Regions from separate parts of the Homo sapiens genome. Here region 1 is linked to region 2. Evidence: chromatin loops called from intact Hi-C (ENCODE). Cell type or tissue: PC-3. All regions are shown on one strand. Links, peaks and the distances in the headings refer to the core of each region. The heading gives the core; the rest is flanking DNA.

The links. A loop is a pair of places that touch in the nucleus more often than their neighbours do. Peaks named below come from ENCODE experiments on the same cell type or tissue, not always from the same donor. Only the 100,000 strongest peaks of a DNase experiment are listed, where the experiment ranks them.
Region 1: it touches region 2 in a loop (9-fold over the local background); 3 of 110 quality-filtered maps call a loop at or near these places.

The regions. Positions count from the first base shown.
Region 1 is chr7:28,979,665-28,989,859 of GRCh38, reverse strand. It overlaps CPVL-AS2 (CPVL antisense RNA 2), which reads right to left and starts at 9,893. Exons shown (of 5, transcript NR_038965.1): 1 at 9,762-9,893. RefSeq lists an enhancer at 3,150-3,649. In PC-3, for the core only: no CTCF peak of the experiment used is centred there; DNase peaks (open chromatin) are centred at 5,129 and 9,089; H3K27ac peaks cover 378 bases.
Region 2 is chr7:29,033,471-29,043,665 of GRCh38, reverse strand. All of the region lies in intron 11 of CPVL (carboxypeptidase vitellogenic like), which reads left to right. Among named protein-coding and RNA genes, the nearest start is that of CPVL-AS1, 42 kb to the left of the region's middle. In PC-3, for the core only: no CTCF peak of the experiment used is centred there; a DNase peak (open chromatin) is centred at 8,145; H3K27ac peaks cover 3,329 bases.

The sequences.
Region 1 (10,195 bases), core at 1,225-9,224, 54 kb after region 2:
CATGTACACCTAGTAATGTTTGATGATACTTTAAATTTTCATACATGAGTCAAAGGGAGCAAAAGAAGTGCCTGAGGGACCTGCGAGTATGCGGGGATGTTGTGTGATAAGAATAGGAAATCTAGACACTCAGCACCAGGAACAGAAATTGCCCCAGACTCCTGCCTCAGTCACACTTCCATCTTACAGCAGGATGTGCCATGTTAATCTTCTTGAAGACGTGCTCTGGGTGCTGAAGATATGAGGACAAATCTATGCTCTGCCGCTGAGGTGCTCTAAATGGGGACAGATGCTTATGAAGGGAAGGCTGGTGACCACTGCATAAATAATCCCAGTGTGCCACCTACTTTAATAGATGAAGGTCCGAAGTGCTTTGAGAACAGAGGACAGAGGATGACTAATTACTCCAAACCAAGGAGTGGGGGTGAGACTGGAGACCTTCCAGGGGGAGAGAGTATCACTGGTACAGGCCTGGGCATCAGCATTACTGTGCTGGAGCCTGCTAAGCCTCCAAACACGCCAGTATCTGCCTTCTCTCCTCTTATTTTTGTCTTCCATCCCATGATGATTTAATTATTTTGTTGCAAAATCTGAATTTGCAAATGACTGCCCTAAACTTCTGTCATGGGAGAGTAGAAGGACTGATTCCCTTATTACACTGATTGGAAGAAACCCCTAATGGCCATGCTTTAGTTTTTCCATCTTGTCTCTGTAGAGCCAGGAAAGATCTAGAAGGCTGTTTCCCTGCAAGCCCATCCATCAAGTGGCCTTGGCGGCGTGTGAAATGGCATCTCCTTACTAAAATCCTCACACGTTGCACCGTAACATGCCAGAACATGCTGTCATTGACCAATTTCCCATCTCCCCTGGGAAGAGAAACATTCTTTAAGGAGGACATTTTGAAATGGCTCCATAGTGTGACTCACTGGAGGACAATGCCAAAGGCTTTGGGGCAAAAATAAACAAAAGTTAAAAAAAAAAAAAAAAAGTAGATTCTATCAAAAAAGGTTTGGAGTGATGTTGCCCTGGAAAATGGAAGCTGATCTTGGACTGGATGAAGGGTGGATTTTGTTTGCTCCAATGAGGTAGTTTCTTCAGGGTAAAATTCCACTAGAATGTGTCTTCCTTGTTAGGGCAGAGGAAAAGGAATCTCTAATCAGTCACGGTTCCCTTAAATTAGCTCCTCTGTCCCCGAAAAATGTTAATATTTGTTAGGCTAGAGCCTCAGAACAATTCCTTAAGAGTTCTAGTTTCTTAAGGAATGAGAAATGCAATTCTGTTTTGGCCTCATAAGTAAACCAAGGTCCATGTGGATTTGCTTCTAGATCACATTCTTCCCTCACTGGACAGTCAGAAGAGAAAGGTGCACCATCCCGGGAAGCATGCGATTCTGAGCCCCGGTTCCAAATTTTCTGCCATTTCCTACCCTTCAGTGGAACGTTTTTCTCTTCTTGGGCTGGATTAGAGTAAAAAAAAAGAGTTGATAGTCACATATTCAATGTAGAAGCATTAAAGGAAGAGAAAAACAATTCAGTAATCCTGTGTGATTAGGACATACTCAGTTACGTAAACTGAAACCAGGTGGCTTAAAACTACCAGTGCCAACAACTCCAATGGAGTTGTCTTTTAGTAAAGAAAATGCTAGTAAGGCTAAGAATGCAGAGAGGTTTGTGTTATTCTCCCCTACTTCTCACTCCAAACAAATCCTTAGATCCCCAACAGCAGGTACCATAAAATGAAAACAGAGATGAGAATATAGAGAGACAAGGAAGGTGTGGGAAGCCTTGGAAAAGACCAAAAGGAGGTGAAATGGGATGAGTTCTTGAACCACCAGCAGCAACGTTTGGTACCACCCCAGAAAGTGAGATGAATGTTAAGCTTGCCCCTTTCTCCCTAGCCCCAGGTGCAGGTGTAACCCCCACCTTTGAAGCCCAAGGTGCTGCTGGTCTTTGTGATGAGCCATTTCTCCCCCTCTGCCCAAAGCCACCAAGTGAAGAAAACAACTTGGCATTTGGAGTAGACAGCAGGTGATGACAAGCGTCTCTGGGGACAGAAGTTCGACAGCGGGAAACATACCATGAGAGCTGGCAATGACTGGTTGCTACGTTTTCATGTGTACCATGCTGAGGGATTCTAGCATCTTGATAAATTTACAAAACAGATAAATTGCTAATAAATGGCATAGCAATAAGAAAGAGAGAACTATCTACCAGAAATCAGAGAGTATAAAACATAATACATGCCTCAAACTAGATATGCGATTTAAAGGCTATTTCTTCTCACATCTGCCTGGACAGATTTTATTAAATCACCATAAAAGGATTCTGTATTTATGGGAGAGAACACTTGAGGTTGTACAGGTCTACACATTTGCTCCTCAGTAATTGACACCTTTTTTGTTCACTGGTGCAGCTGTTTCAAACCATGTCCACTCTCAAACTCCAAGATGACACAGTGTGGCTTCCCTTATCTCAGCGAATGGCCTTGTCTCCTACCTTACTGAGAAGATCAAAGCAACCAACACCATATCCCTCAATTTTCCTCTTTTACCACCACATACTCCCACAGCATCATGACCCTGTTCTCTTCCTATCACAGGGAAAGTCCTGCCTTCTCTTCTGAGCTCCCTGCCCATAGCTCCAGCTGTCCTGATGGAAACTCAGATTCAACATGACCAGCCTGTTCATCCTCCCGCAAACCAGCAGCTTCCCTTCGTTTTCCCTGGTCTGTGAGAACATCCACATTCTTACCATCAACAGCTTTCTCTTGTCCTTCTTTTATATTCACCCAGTGGCCAAAGTCTGTTTACTCTTCTTCAGCAGTATCTTTTGCAGCTCGTTCCTCCTTTTCCTTCCAGTTTCTAGATGATTGCACAACCTACTGAAAGGTCTCCCTGCTCTAGTCTTTCAACAGTCCCAGCCATTAATCCATCCTAGACAGCGTTGCTATTTCATTTTCTAACACAGCAGTCTAATCAACTCACTCTCTGACTCAATGGCTGCCAACTACTTAAGTTGATGTCAAAACACCCTGGGCTCTGAAGGCCTGCCACAAACTGACTCCAGCCTACTTTTTTTGGTTTATTTTCTCACTGCTCAAATGTGTCTAGTCAGATGAGATGATTTACCTTCATGCAAACACCACTTCTATTTTCTTTCTGCTCCTGCCTTTCTGTTCGGTGTGCTCTGTCAAATGAAATCCCGCCCAGCCTTTGAGACCCAGCTCAAAAGCATAAGAGGGCCAGTAAGCCTCCCTCCTTCCCTGTTCTCTTTACCCACTCCCTGCTTATAATCATGTTCTTCTGTGCATTCTCTGTCTCACTCCAAGAAAGCACGTTTCTGCCTTTAGTCAGAGTTACTGACGTTTTCCTTCTTCATTGCCCTTTTGAGCAGGTATAGCTGACCCGTGTACTTGCTTTAGGGAGGTGAGCGGCAGGATGAGATGCAGAAGGACCCTGGGAGCATTTCTGGCTTTTGTCTTCTAAAAAGCCAGAGTCCAAGGGGAGGATTGGGTTTGAGGAAACAGAATGGCTTGGAAAAACAGGCAAGAATTGTCAGACTAAAAGGTAATTCCCCTAGCTGAGGCAAGGAGCAAGTTCGGCAGGTTCTTCCTGGCAGGGGCCAGGTCTGGGCCAGAGCCGGGAGAGGAAGAGCTTCCAGCTGGAGGAGCTGGGGAGCGGGGGCCACAGGTACTGAGGTTTTCAGCCTTGCCCAGAAGCAGCAGAAGGCCGCCAGGCACGAAGGGACTTTGGGGACAGGCACAATGTGATGGCCTGATTGGCAGAGGACCCTCTGAAATTTTCCACTCTGCCAGCAGAGTGGGAATTCATAATTTTAAAAATATCATTGTAGAAAATAGAAGCCACATTTCTTATCACCTGCATTTGTGGATCGGGATTCATTCTCTATATATTCAAGTACACCTAATACAACTTTTCCCCTTGAGGAAGAGCACCTGACTTCAAGTCAACAAGACTTAGCATGCCACTGTTCTGCGTCGTGGAGATACAGCAATGAGCAGGATTAAAGACCCTTCCTCAAAGACAGTGCATTCCCGTGAGAGGTCAGTGTTCAACATGCATACATATCTACATGCATACAGAAAGACATATTGCTAAGTGCTATAATGAAAATCTCAGCAGGGTAAGGAGAGTAAAGCCTGATGGGAGGTGAGAGTGTGATCCACGGAGGGGCCAGGAAAGTCCTTCCTGACAGCTGATGTCTGAGCAGGGCTGGAGTGAAGGGCAGCCATGAATCTCACTTGTATTGGGCAGAGTCCATGACCGGCACTGAGGACCAGCAAGGGGCCCAGGCCCTGAGAAGAGAAGCTCAGCTACCCCAGGGAGAGCTTGGTGATTTCAGTGCCATAGAAGGTGGCAGCTCAAGGTAAAGCCTTGGGACTTGCTTCCTTTGCTTCCCCAGCAGAGTGCCAGGCACACAGAATGTGCTTAGAAAATACTGACTGAAAAAGGGAGGGACCAAATGTGGATATTTATTCCACACTGAGAAGTAAGACATAACACATAAAAATATAAATAAATACACAGAACATAAAAATGGCCAAAATGCCCATAGCCCAGATATAACCACAGTATTATTATTCCTCTAGTCTTTTATTGTTTGCAGATTCTATTTTTTCCACACCGGAGACAATACCATGTCCTGTTGTCTTCATTTAATCATACTGCAACTTTTAATGTCATCCTTTAACTCACTGAAATTCAGTTTCTCTCTAACTGGCTCCAACAACTGGGGCAAAGAGGTCATGAGGCAATTGACCCTTTCAAGGGTCACAGAGGGTGCTCAGTAGCCCTGAATTTTATAGAAAGGGAGACCCGTGGGCCACCAAACCCTTTGAAGACCAATATCCTGTGGCGGTGTGCTGGCCCACACGACCCCTCCTGGCCCCTGGCTGCAGGTGCCAGAGTCTGGTCTCTGGCCCAGGAACATCCTTGCTTCACAATTCTCAGGGATTTGCCATCATTAGCAAGATGGTGCCTGTGAGATTTTCCTCTCTCTGTTTGGGGTTGAAGTATTGGAACATTTCCTAGAGAGGCATTTTGTTCCTCTCAGGCCTCTGCTTTTACTGCTAGTGGCCGCCCCCAGCTGTTCCTAATTCTCTCTCTGGATGAATGACTCAGCTTGATTCAATGTCTACAACTTGTGGCTTCTTAAAGGAGCCAGACCACTTTGTAAAACAATGAAACAGAGCTCAAACCAAGTAAAATTACCTAAGAGTACAGCCATAAATTAAAATACATAAAATGTATTTATTTTCAATGTCCAAGATTACAACTCTTTGACTATGAAAATAAACATGTGCCTGGCTTTTAAAAAAAAAATCAGAAAGAACTTAATAGAAATCAGACAGCAAGTCTACACTCTTCTCTGATGCAGCCTCCTATTGTTCCATCTGCTTTGGGCATAGCTCTTTCTGGAGAAGCTGTGGGACCTGTTCTGAGGTGGCCTCTTAGCCCCAGGAGAAGTGGAAGGGGCATGTTGACAGCCAAAAGGGAGGGCTCTGTTAAGTGTTCTTGGAGTAGATGCAAATTTTACAGGTGAACCAACATTCTTAAGGTCTGAAGATGTCTTTGGCTGTGTTAGATTTGCTTTTGCCCATAAGCAACAAATGAATTTATTCAAGACTTGTATTACCAGAAGGAAAACAAACCTAAGCCAGGACAAAATTAATGGGAAATATAAGGGTAAAAAACAAACTCCATAATCACCACCAACAAACAACCCACAGTTTGGTGGAGATGATTAGCATCAGATGGAGAATGGCGCCCAGGTGCCCAGGTGCCCAGGTGGGAGGATGTCCAAAGACAAAAGCAGCTGCATCTCAGCTGGCACCACCCAGAACACCTAAACCACTTGCAAAGACAGAAGTACTTCCTTCCACCCTCCCTCTCTCTCCTCCTCCTGCTGCTTCTGTTCTTCTTTCCTCTTTCCCTGGAGCAATGGGGATGTTCTAGGTTGGAACTTTCCCGAATGAGCGGGTCCTGTGTGATGGGGCTGAAGATAGAAACTGAGGGATGGGTGGGTGGGATTGTAGGATGGTAGTCATCTAGGAATATAGGCATGATTTCTTATCACTCTCCCCACACACTGGATTTCAAATGAAGACTTCCCTGACTGAGATAATAAAAGGTGCATTCAGCTGCCTCTATGGCTGTCTTATAATCAGTTCATAAGGAGTTGATGGGTGCTTTGAGCTTAACCAGACCTGCATATAACCTCAAGTCTAATTCTATCATGTGGCTTCTAATGCCATCATATGGAGCCTCTGGCAACAAGGCCATTTTCCAGTTGTTAATATCTTCTCCCTTCCATGCTCATCCTGCCAGAATCATTTACAGCTCTGTTTCTGAATCTACCCAGAAACGATATATTTTTTTCTTTGGCAACATGGTATCCAGAGAACAACACTTTCCTAGAACAAATGGATATAAAAGTTCTGTTCATTGCAATCAGCACAGTAGCAAAGACCTTCAGAGGTCTTGGTGTCACAGAAATTCTTGGATAGTATTTTTAACTTATAATTTTTATTACATTGGCAACTACACCCATTTAATGAAGAAAACTAGTTTGTTTTTCATATTAACAATTCATTAATGTTTTAGTTCATTCCAGAAAGCCTTAAGAAAAGCTACGAGGACAGGTACTTTTGTCTGTTTTATTCTGTCCTGTGTTCACAGCTCCTAGTGGAGCACCTGACACTTCGTAAATGTTCATTCATATTTATTGTTGAATGAACTGAGGTATTTTCTAATGGGAAATTGTGAGTTTGGTCATCTTTTCAATTTCATGGTATTTTATGTGAAATAGAATTGTTTATCCACCTTTAAGTTAAGGGAAGTTTTGACCTAGTTTTGCTCTTTAGAGGCAATGAGACCCTTACAAATAGATTTTTTAAAAAATCTAGCTTAATTTAAACTCATAAACTACAATAAGGTATTTAGAAAGTCAACCCTTTCTTCCAGTACGAATACAAATTCTATTTTGTGTCATGGCAGGACTGGAATATTCCTCTGTTGGTTACAAGCTGAGACCTGCCAGCAATAACAAACTGATGGTTCCCGCTACATTATGCCCGAGAAAAGGATTCTGGTAGAAGAGATGTAATTCAAATTAGATATGCTAAGATGAAATCTTCTCAACTCTTTTCATCTGTGGATAAACAAACCAAAAGCGAATGTCTAATTCTGAAAAATACTCCATATTGTTTTCTTCTTAATAACTCAACTACTTAAGCCACTGGTTGAGGAGTTGAAAAAATATAAAATTTCAACCTCTGCTTTTCGCAGTTAGAAAAAAGCTGATTTAATAGCTTAGAACCCCAACAACCGTTGGCCAAATCCCACATGAAGCTGTGCAGTGATTCTTAAGTGGCTTTTTAAAAGACTCTCTCATTTATAATGAAAATATAAACTAAAATCCAGACTGCCATATGTAATCTTTTCCCAGAGAGAAAAGCTTGCTCCAAATTTGTTGACGGCTAAAGAGAAAGCCAGTGAGACTCCCAGCAGTAAAACTGGGCCAGGATGAAAGAGGTAGAACTGAATCCTTTGACCAAAATTCAGATGGAGACCTATGTGTTTTCTGGGATTTCTATGAACCTGAACATAGGGAATATGTACCAGCAAGAGGTAAAACTAATTTGCGATCATGTCAAATCTGGAGCTTCTAATAGTTCAGTCTTGCACTTCACAACTTGCATGTGGAATTCCAGTGAAAAGAAAAGCAATACGCGTTAAGAAATCTCCAATGTGCCATTGAGGATTTAGGGATGAAGTTTCCATGTTCTTCCTGTTTTGATAGTTTTAAAAACCAGTTTTTGTTAACGGTGTATCTGATCCAGCTGTGAACTTATCTGTGAATGTGACTATCTAGAAAATTAGCAAATCAGTTACCATTTATCTTAGGTAATGCTGTTTCGTGTAGTAAATGATCAGTATAAACTATTTTTGTTCAATATTACAGTGAATATAAATGTTATATATAATCAATATAACATATAAGTACTAAAACCTTTTCCTTTACATGCCTTCTTTCTTTTTTCCACTGAGTACTTGAAAAAACAACTCTTGCACATCTTCTAGGATTCAGCCCCATGAACAGGAAATGTGATTTAACAGCACTTAAGCTTCTGAGAGTTAAATGAATCTGGCTATTGATTGCTTACCAGCATTAGGTGGGTTATCAGAAATGTATGCTGTTAATTTGGCTGGCAATGGGATTGACAGTATAACAGCACTACCACCGAAAGCAGCTTTGGTTTTAATCTCTAGAACTTTTGTACCAAAGCAGCTTGGATCTGCCAGGGATTTGTGTTTTAAAGGGATTATGTTAAAGATTATTAAAGTTGAACCCTCAAGGGACAAGGCTGGATATTCATGCTAGAAATGCAACTCCGGATCTCTACCGGCCAAGTCACTTCTGAATGTTTGAGGATTCCTGTCACACTCTAAGTTGCTATGAAAGTGTAGACTGGCTAAAGAAAAATCTTCCTTAGGAAAAGGCTGATTGGGAGTTGGCAAGGCAACTATAAACAGGACCCAGCCTTTCCCATTTTAGAACATTCAACGAGTCTAAGAGCTGGAAATGGAACGGCAGAATCATCTGAATACCTAAAAGTTAAGAAGATAGCAAAAGTGCACTTCATTAATTAAAGAAGATAAAATCAAGAAACAGAGTTGGGGGATGGAGCTAGCAAAGAGCTAAAGAGGCCTTCATTCTGTGGTCAGTGGAAGCAGTGTCAGATGGGTGAGATGGCCTGAGGCGGCCTCACGGGGCTGAGGGCGTTGAACAGGTCCAGGCAGTCCTCCAACCCTGAGCTGGACCAAAGGGACTGGCTGCACAGGCTGAATAAGAGGCACTGCCCACAAATCAATTAAAATATTTCATAATTAAGAAAAAAGCATTTCTAAAGCACAGTGCCCCAGGAAAGGAATTTGGAATAAGCCCAATAATAAAACAAACTGGACCTCTATTTGAGCTACTATCCTATGTGGAAGTGCTGGCTGTGTCATGAGCTCCTTCCTCAAGAGAAAACCTAAGACCTATGCAGGGCTCTTCCTAGACTGCCAGTAGGATGACACATTCAGGTGACATGAATCACAGAGGAGGGAGGTACTACCAACCCCCCTCCCAACATGACACATTTACATATTCAAAAGATGACAAAAAATCAAGCTCCGAGTGCTTGCAATTCATTTGGAAGAGATAAGGCTAGGACATAGCCGAACAATACTTCAAAATACTTATTAAGCAATAAATAACCAGCTGCAGTTGAACGCTCTCTAGATTCCACAGTCTAGTTTAATCCTATTTCAGCCATTTAGATTCCTGCATAAGAGCTCTGGCGCGTAAAATTCCAAGTGGGGTAAGACACAAAAATTTCCAAATATATGCCTTGATAATACTTTCCTGAAATGGAAATGTACTTACTACTCTTATTGATTAAAAGAGCAGATTGAGAGCAGTCTAAATATCCATTATTGGGTCTTCTCATATAAATATGATGTATTCCTGTTTTGTTTGTTTGTTTGTTTGGGTTTTTTTTTTTTTTTTTTTTTTTTTTTTGACTAGAGAATGAGGAAGCTCACTATGGACTGATATGGAAGGAACTATGTATCATTCAGTGCTCAAACACAAAAGTAGAAACCTCTCTATATATCTCAAGCAGAGTAGGATGGAACACAGGAAATTGGTTAAAAACTACTGGAAGGACTGAGGAGCAAAAAAAGAAGGGGCTCTTACCCAAAGAGGCTGGGAAGCTGCCACTGGCCCTTGGCTGAATCCTGTCAGGGATACTCAGTGTTGATCTTGCTGAAACTATCCCCGGATTGCTGGAGCCCAGAGCACAGGCAGTCCAGGCCAGCTGGGGAAAATGGCTAATCTCCTCCTCCCACACTGGAACCTAGCACCAGCGCCTCCCATGAAACCAGCTGGATGAGTGAGTCTGGGAAAGAGGATGGAGGATTATCCAGAAGGGTGGACTTGGACTTAAGAGTCAAGAGACACAATCCAGCACATCCACCCTTTTGCTACTCAGCATCCACACATTCCATTGTACGCACCCTACAGCAACATCACACTTCTTCCTCACAGAATGCAATTTTATTCCTCACACAGATGAACACAAGTTCACTCTCTCCCTAAAACAGATAATTCAGAGTAAAACCCTGTAAGAT
Region 2 (10,195 bases), core at 1,499-9,498:
TTGGGTAATGATCAACGCAGCAGCACAAAAGCAGAAACTTTTTGCTCTGGGCAGAAGCTCCTGATGCCCTCCTTCTTGATTTCTGGCTTTCCCCTCTACTCTTTTCACTCTGAAGATTCTTGTCTGTTTCTTCAGCCTCCTGACAGTCCCCATATTTGTTACAGTGATTTGCACATTCCTTCTAAGCCTGTTTGACATTCTCTGGAAAGAAAAGGGAAAAGGATGCTTTAGTCTCCCAACAGGGGAGAGTTGTGTTTTTGGAAGAAAAACAACACCAAAAAACCTAATTGCAAGGTAATGGGGTGGCTTTGATGAATAGAACCATTGAGAGCATGGGGCAGAAAGTCTTGCACCTGACTGATACCAGGTTTTCCTGTCTAGATAAAAACATAAAGAACACAGAGCACAGACTTTAAAAAAAAAAAAGGTAAAGAAAAGTAAGCTGTGTAACCAGGCACTTGCCTTCTTTTATGAGGAGATCAACCTGGTTGGAAACCTTCCACTAACTTTGCTATCTACCAGGGAGGGGGTGTGGGGATTGATAACAACAGGTGGGAATTAGACTCCTGGCAGTAGCTTTTCTGGTTCTTTGGATGTGTGCCTACTACTGTCGCTCTCAGTCCTCTTCTCAGAGAAAGGCAAAGTAACCTTTATTCAAACTGGAATTTTCTCAAGCTGGAAGGCAAGTTTGTTATGGGAGGAGAGAATGCCAATGGGTCAGCCAGAATCCAAGGAGGGCTGCACTTTGCGGAATGCTCTGCTCCCTGACCACACTAGGGCCTCCCCGTCCACTGTCCATATCCGTTTTGAGAGCTTCTGAGCATCTCTAGGTTAATGCTTTTTGCAGGCTGTTTAGCATTTCTCCTGTGATGAGGCTGTCCTGCTCTCTGCTGGCATTCGGGACCACTTTAGCTGGGAAGGATCATTTCCTTCCCATTAGTGAAAGGGAGCACAGCTTTCCTGTTTTATTTTTTCCCTTTCTTCATAATCCTTAATGTATTCACTCAATTACTAGTGGTACTATTATTTTTTGTTTTTTCTTTTGTTGTTTTGTTTTGTTTTAGAGACAGGGTCTCACTGTTGCCCAGGCTAGAGTGCAGTGTCATAATCATAGCTCACTGCAACCTCAACCTCCTGGGTTCAAAAGACCCTCTCACCTCAGCCTCCCAAGTAGCTGGGACTACAGGAGCATGCTGCTGTGCTTGGCTGATTTTTTTAACTTTTTTGTAGAGAGAGGATATTGCTGTGTTGCCCAGACTGGTCTCAAACTCCTGGCCTCAAGTGATCCTCCTACCTCAGCTTCCCACAGTGCTAGGATTAAAGGTGTGAGCCATGGCACCTGGCCCATTACTATTATATTTTGAACTTAAGTGACAGTAGTAATGTTGGGGAGCAGAGAGCTGGCAGGGCAAGCCAATAGCAAGCAGGTTTTCCCATAGTTCCTGTCTGCTCCCCTGTAATGATAGCTATTATGGGAGTATCTGCTGCTCCTCCTCCACATGGACATAGTTTCCAATTTCCTTAATCCAGCTTCATGAACCGCAGACCGCTCCTCCGAGAGTGGCTGTCCTTGGAAGTTACTTACTTCTGTTACTTCGCAGCTATTGACAGAGAGGACCAATTTTCTTTCCAGTATATACCAAACCCAAGGTATAGCAGTGCTGTCCAATAGAAATATAATGCAAGGGAGATATGTGCATTTAAATTTTCTAGAAGGCACATGAAAACTATAAAAGAAACAGGTGAAATCAATTTTAACAATATATTGTCCTTAACACTATATATATATAATGTCATCATATTAATTTTAATTGATACTAAGAAATTATTGAAATATTTTACATTCTTTTCTTTGTACTGAGTCTTCAGAATCCTGTGTGTATCTTAGATGCACATAACAATTTTGACTAGCCACATTTTAAGTGCTTATAATACACTTTATTGAAGAATGTAGGTCGATACCATAGATTTAACTGTCTATAAATTAAAGCATTTTTTTCTTTGCTCTTGCAGGGCCGTTTCTTATTGGTTGGGTTGTATGCAAATGTGTGTTTGTTAATTAAATATATTTAATGATGTGGAGAAAGAAAGAAATTGGCTCCTTGACCCACCTCCTAGTAGGGTAATAACTTTGTCAAGCACATTGCAGTCTTTGGAGATGACCCTTAGGTGTGACCTTGAAGCTGACCTTCTGACAGGCAGGGGTACATTCCTCCTCTGGAGAGATTTGTCTGTGGGAGTGGGTGAGCTTGCTCCTGGGACAGTCAGTTTATTAAAATTCAGTTATTGGGCCAGGCGCGGTGGCTCATGCCTGTAATCCCAGCACTTTGGGAGGCCAAGGCGGGTGGATCACTTGAGGTCCGGTGTTCAAGACCAGCCTGGGAAACATGGTGAAACCTTGTCTCTACCAAAAAATACAAAAATTAGCCAGGTGTAAACCCGGGAGGCAGAAGTCGCAGTGAGCCGAGATCGCACCACTGCACTCCAGCCTGGGTGACAGAGCAAGACCCTGTCTCAAAAAAAAAAAAAAAAAAAAAAATCCAGTTATTGATCATGGTCAGAGGAGATTCTTGAGAGGCAAGGGGATCAGAAAGCAGCCATGAGAGCAGACCCTGAAACAAGAAGCAGAGTAAAGGACTGACTAGAAGGGGCCCCAGGACTTTTATATTCAAGCAAGAGGACAAGAATTATTCTGGATCATTCTTAAAAGTCGTTTAAGTGTGCTGTTCTAGGTAGGGAGCTTTTTTCCAAAGATCATTGCATCAGAATGATGGCTTTCTGGATCCTTTTCAAGTTGGCTTTGTTGTTCCCCACTAAAAGCAGCAAAATAATTTAGAGTTAAGGTGCAAGAAAGCAGGAATAATTTTTTTTGGCCAAAAGACATTATTTATATAATCGCTGGACACTGACTCAAACTTGCTGTTCCACTTCCATTCTTCTTTATTCATCTTGACAAAACCAGCTGGTAGGGGGATGGGAGGCACATGGGGCTGTTTATTCTAAGTTCACTTACTCTCTTGTCTTCCCTTTTCCTTAAAACGTGAAAGCAAAATATGTCTCTTTTTAAGAACAACTTGGTTGCAGAAATGACTACTGTTTCATTCAATTTTTCTACCAGTCTTCTTCAAGCAGGCCTTGGGGACTCAGGCCTCCTGAGTATTACATCCCTAAGACTCTGCACAATTACCAGGAAGAAGTATGGCCAACAGTGAGAGTGATGGACAGCTGAGGTCAACGCATTATCCATGGACAGATAACAAGTCTGCCCCCAGTCAGGGACATTTCTTAAATGTTATACTCCTCAGCTGAATTAAAGTTTTCTTCTGCAGCTGAGCTTTTGGGAAACCCATGGGAATTATTGTTTGTTGAGCTGGATAATAGTGAAATTAATTCTTTTCTGCTTAGGGGGAAGGCACTGGTGGGACATGCTAATTGCTTCAGTCCAAAAGAACTCCTGGCCACATTAGAGTTTGTAATAGAAGAATGATAAGTAAAGCAGCCAGAAGAGGAAGTTTGGAGGGCTGATTTGCAGGAGTTTCATTGATTTAGCATCTGTAGGGAAAATTCCCTTAAAAAAGAATTTTTTTTTTGGATTAGTGAACAGGAGAACATTCAAAACTAAGACAGATAGAGGCCAACTGGGAATGCTGTGCAGCCTGGAATAGCTTAGGCTGCTGTTCAATCATTTCCCCAAACAGGAAACCACAGAATGTTAGAGATTAAGGTCACTAGATCATTGGGAAAAAAGCATAACTTTGTCTGCAAAGTATTATGATATATTGTAAATGGACCAGAATATAAGCATAAATCTTTCGTCTAAAAATGCAACAACAAAAATCCATCCTTCTCACAAAAGCACAATTTGCTTTCCTGTTGTGCTGAGATACCAAAGCCTCCTTCTCTGGTATTTCTGTAATTTTCCTAATAAGTAAGAGCTGTAAGCAGGGAATAAAGAGAAAAGTTTTGTGTTCTCTGTCAGTAACATGTGTGCTTTTTTTTTTTAACCACAACAAAAAATGGTTAAAGTTTAGAACAGTAAGTGGACCTCACATGATTTATTTTCAGTCTTAGCCTTTCATGCTAGCAACAATGAAAATAAACTAAAATGCACACTTATATACATTTCTGTCTCTAATCTCTCAGGCTGTATTAAAAGCACAGAGTTCTTTTTTCACCTCTGATTATCATCATGGCACTGCCTGACTTAAATTTTAAGTGAAAATCTGTGCTTATAGAGTGTGGAATCTTTCTAGGTGTCTGTAAACGTACTCTTCTGCAGGTATCTTTGGCTAAAATGGTTGCTTTATATCTGCCTTAAATTATTTACCCCTCAGAGGCATACTCTATTTAAAATAAGGGTTAATTCTCATCTGATTCTGTTCATTAGGTCTTTACTAGGAGAAGGTTTTCTTGCTGAGATAGTTAAACTCATGAATAAACTGCTGATTTATGTGCATCTAGAACCTGAAATTCAATTTATGATTTGAATTGTTAAAAGGACTAGCATTTTAGAAAGGTTTAAGTGAAACTGACTTTTCTTGGCCCCTCTTCTAAGGAAAACTTAAAGAATGAAAGCATAAATTTCCCTTTCCTTTTCTGAGTATTCACTGCTTTGAAAAGTTAAAAAAAAATCTGAAGCATTTGAAAGACAGGGGTCACAGCTTTCCATACCTGTTCCCATGGTACTTAGTCCTTAGTCTCTCCATAAACGTGTCTGTTGAATAGGCAGAGATCTCATATGAGTAAACTAAAAAACAAACAAAACACACTACATACACAAGTGAGCATGCCCTCTTCTCCAACTCAGACAAAAGGCCACTTCCCTTCCATTTCAGATGGAGGGAACACTTAACCACCTGCAAATCCAGGAAGGAAGTGAAATAAATGGATAGTGTTGGATTGAGACCTACTGATCTTTTTTACCCATGACAGAGGTATGGATACAGAGAATATTTTTCTCTTCTAAGAAAAACAGTAGCATAAGCATTGAATAAATGACAACCACCCTGTGCCTGTGTGTGTGAGGATACCAGGGCAGGGGTGGGGGTGTGCCTCAGGGTTACAGCTCCGCAAAGTGTTAGCTCATTGTGGCTGAGAGGAAATACAGGCCCAGCCTGGTCAGATCTCCGAATATTTAAATGCTGACTGTCTTAGTTCAGGCTGCTGTAACATAGTAACATAGACTAAGGGCTTAAAAACAAGAAAAAATTGTTTCTTACAGTTCTGGAAGCTGGAAATCTGAGATGAGATTACCAGCATGATCAGTTCTGGTGAGGATCTCCTGGGTTGCAGACTACTGACCTCTTTTTGTATCCTCACATGGTGGAAAGAGTAATAGAGAGCTCTCTGAGGTCTCTTTTGTAGGGGCACTAATTCCATTCATGAGGGCTCTGCTCTTATCCCCTAATCACCCTCCAAAGGCCCCATCTCCTAACACCATCACTTTGGCTGTTAGGTTTTCCACATTTGAGTTTTGGGAGGATACAAACATTTGGTCCATAACACTGGCATCTAAATGGAAAAACAGTTACAACAACACCATTTGGACTAACCAAATACATCTGCATGCTGAATGCAAGCCTCACACAGCCAACTTAAGACCTCTGCACTCCAGTATAGGAATTTATTTTTTAGTTTATCTTTGATAAAGAGCAATAAAAACATTGGTAAAACCTGCTCTTCAAGTTATAGGAAATCTTTAGGTTTGGTATCCTATTTGCCCTCCTGACAGCTGTGGGATGTAGCTATTTCCACTATTTAGAGGAGAAAATTAAAGCTCAGAGTGAGTAGATGACATATCCAAGATCACTCAGTGAGCACAGGTCTTGCGGGGCTGAGGCAGGGCCAGAGGTCAAGACTTCTGTCTGAAAGTGTCGGCTACTTTTATAAGCTTCTGCTGTTAGTTCTGTCCAGTCAGTGGCGTGCCTGGTGCAGTTATTTATGGAGTTCTAACTCCTCCATCCTAAGTCACAATTCTAATCCATAGGTAACATTTCATTTGGAAATTGTTGTACCGTTGTGTACTTTATCATGCTTCACATGCATCATGTTTCATAAATACTCCCGATTCATATGTGCTTTTCTTTTCTTTTCTTTTTTTTTTTTTTTTTTTTGAGATGGAGTCTCACTCTGTCACCCAGGCTGGAGTGCAGTGGTGCGATCGCAGCTCACTGCAAGCTCCGCCTCCCAGGTTCACTCCATTCTCCTGCCTCAGCCTCCCAAGTAGCTGGGACTACAGGCGCCCACCACCATGCCCGGCTAATTTTTTTTTTTTGTATTTATTTTAGTAGAGACGGGGTTTCACCGTGTTAGCCAGGATGGTCTCCATCTCCTGACCTTGTGATCCGCCCACCTCGGCCTCCCAAAGTGCTGGGATTATAGGTGTGAGCCACCACGCCTGGCCACTTTTCTTATACCCATTGTGCAGATGAAGAAACTGAGCTCTAGATGGGCTAACTCAATTAAGATAATACTGCCAGTTAGTGGCAGGGGTCAGATTCAAACCCAGCCATAGAGTTTATGCACATAACTATAAACATATATCCTTAATGTCAAAGAGTCACACTTTAGGTTTGCCACTTGCTTGTGGAATTACAAATATAGAATAAAGCACCTGTTCAATGTGTTCTTATGGAGGTTAGTGACCTTAGACAGTAGTGAGGCAATGTGGAAGAGCACTTAGAAGCACACAGTTTGGGCTCAGGTCGATCTGAACTTGAATTTCAGTCACCTGTTGGGGGATCATGGTACACTGACTTACCTCCTTACACCTCTGCCTCCTTGTGCCTAAAATGGGATAAATAACACCTGCCTTCTGAGAATGCTGTAAAATGCTTAGCACAGTTCCTGGAACATAATAAGAAAAACAACAAGAGAGTCTTATTATTACTCAAAAACTTCCTTTTAAAAGCCATAGTCTTTACCACACTTTTCTAGCATTTAAGTGTGGGGGAATTCCATGTGATTTTGAATTCCAGGCTTCAGAATTAGAAGTTCCTTTAAAAGAGTAATACATGAATTTATGGCTCTAACTTTCAAGAAAAGACTGAGATGCAGTGGCCAATGCATGCAAAATTAGTAGTCAAGGGTGTGTTATTATTTCGAGAGCTTGAATATATATAGAGTTCAGGTTTATCCTGGCTGGATTTCTTCCTACAGTCGGCCTTTTTCTGAAAGAGTGAGATTGACAACCAAGTATTTGACACAGAAAGACCATCCCTATATTCTGAAGGTTTATTTAGAAGAAGTGCTGTGTCGAGTCTCTCCAATCATTATCAGATGATCAACTTGCTTGAGAAGGAGGAGGACCTAATACTCACTGACCTCTTATTCTGTGTCAGGCACTGTGCTGGGAACTTTGTGTACATGGTCTCATTAGTTCTCGTTACAATTCTGTATAGTTCGTCGCATCCTCATGTCCAGAAAAGGGGCTGAAGCTCTTGGAAGTTCACCCACATGTCTACGAGTTCCAGTTATGGTGTGTTGGCATGCACTGCACTGGTCCGAAGGTGTATGAGTTTGGATTTCATGGTTTCAGTGACAGAAATAACTCTGCTTACTTGAAGCATGAATGGAATTGATTGGAAGACAGGATAGGTCTTAGAATTCATGGAAAAACTGAAGAAGTGGGGTGAAGAAAGAACAGCAGATTGGGGAAAATTCTAGGGATCTAGGAAGCAAAACTAATGAGTAGACTTATCAATGAACTCTGTGTCCTCTGCCCATGATTCCAATTCCAGGGAAAGAGCATTTGAGTGCCTTTACTTAGGTAATGTGCTTATCCTTTGCCAGAGGAGGCAGGACACTGTGATTGACAACTCCCACCAGGGCTGTATCCACTGAAGGTGTGGGTGACCCACAAAGTACAGTTTCCAGGAGAAGGGAGAGTGGACCTGGGCATGCAAAAGCAGCAGATGGTCACTATACAGCACCACATGAAACCATTAAAGAGCAGAATCCATACCCTGTAATTGTCCATCGGTTTTATGGGGTACCAGGCACTGTGCAAGGCCTGGGGATGTAGCACGCACTCGGGAGCTCCTGTTTTTAAGGCACTGCTGGTATTTCACAGCGGTTTAGCAAGGCCACTCCCCACCAACTGTGAGTAATGCCCTCACACACATCCTGTCCATAGAGCCAAAGTGAGAGGTGACTAAGAGATGTCACCAGGGCCAGACAAACAGAGCAAGATTGTTTCTGAACCGGAGATGTGAACTGTGTCTCATATGCAACTAACTCTCAGTTTCCAGCAGCTTTTGGTAGCACTAAATGGTTAGCTGCAGGGAGTCAATAAATGCTTGTTGGTTTGAAGGAACTTTAGCTCTTTTCTTAAGGAAAAATTTTAGGTAGAAGGGTGGAAGTCGGGATCTAGGACTCATTCTGTTGCCTCACAGTATCACAGTTTCCATAACAGTAAAGTGGAGGCGGACAGTGGAACACTTCTGTTCCTGACCTTGTGAAGCAGTACAAGAATAAAGCTCTATGCACATGAAAGCAGGTTGAAAAGCAAGAAAGAATTAATAATAATAAAGATGCTTTTCTCATCTCTGCCTTTTGACAAAGAGGAAGAAAAAGATGCTTGTGGTCCAAGTCACCAAATGCCGTCTCTTGGAAAGGCTTGAATTCTGGAATGAGTTTTTAAAGACTGTCTATGAATTAAAATTAAGCTTTTTACCTAGTTGTCATGAAAAAAAAAATGAGAGCTGGTATGGTAGTATTTGAATTCTTACAAATTATTTCTCCAAAAGACTCATCTTTTGCCAAACTGAGGTATCCAACCTCATAGCATTATTGTTCTTTTTTTTTTTTTTTTCCATTATAAAAGCATTCTAGGCTGGGTGCAGTGGCTCATGCCTGTAATCCCAGCACTTTAAGGAGGCAGGTAGATCACTTGAGCCCAGAAGTTTGAGAGCAGCCTTGGCAACATGGTGATACCCTGTCTCTACCAAAAATACGAAAAATAGCCAGTCTCATAACCTGGTCTCTAAATTAATTAATTAATTAAACTTTTTAAAGAATTATTTTGTAAAAAACGATGAGAACACATGGACACATGGGGGGAACAACACATACTGGGGCCTGTCAGGAGGGTGCAGGGGGAGGGAGGTAATGGATGCTGGGCTTAATACCTAGGTGATGAGATGATCTGTACAGCAAACCACCATGGCACACATTGACCTATGTAACAAACCTGCACATATACCCCTGAACTTAAAAGTTGAAGAAAAATAAATCAATAAATAAAAAGCATTCTATGGCCAGGTGCGGTGGATCATACCTGTAATCCCAGCATTTTGGGAAGGAAGCTGAGGTGGGCAGATTGCTTGAGCCCAGGAGTTCAAGACCAGCCTGGGCAACATGGCGAAACCCCGTCTCTACAAAATATACAAAAAAATTAGCTGGGTGTAGTGGCATGCACCTGTAGTCCCAGCTACTCGGGAGGCTGAGATGGGAGGATGGCTTGAGTCCAGCAGTTGGAGGTTGCAGTGAGCCAAGATTGTGCCATTGCACTCCAGCTTAGGGGAACATAGTGAGACTGTCTCTTAAAAAAAATTTAAAAAAAGGATTGTAACCACATTTGCCAAAAACAAAACAAAACAGAAACCTAGAAGATAGCCAATCTAAAATAAATCAACCATAGCTCAAATAACTGTATTTTGATTTGTTCTTTCCCCAGGTTTGAAGCATTTTTAAATATGTGATAATTAGAGTACAAACAAGTGAAGTCTCAGTTTTTCATTGATTTTTTTCATAAGATAAGCATTTTTCTGTGACATTGCATAACCATCAGTTTCACTAAGCTAAGCAGCCAGCCCTCTAAGGAGTAAAAGAAGTCTCTAAAAGCAGTGGCTTTGCTCCCTTACCAGAGGCCTACAGCTGACCAGAAAGGAAAGTGAGGAAATGCATGTTCAGGGCACTGCCTAGTACGTCGCTGGAGACCAACTCCAACCAGCTCTTTCCTTGTTCCTTGTTTTGTTCCAATCACTATTGACAAGGGAAGTGTAGCTAAAAGCTGCATTCATCTCTGTCTCCTCCCTTCTGTCTTTAGACCTTGTTGCTTAAAATACCAGCAAGCCTTAGGGGTAAGTTTGCTCCAGAGTGTCCCAGTTTTAGCACTGCATGTCTTGCTGGGCAACTCCTGTCCAGGGCAAACTGGGACAGTTGGTCACCCTACCGGGGGAGAAGTGGGATGAGT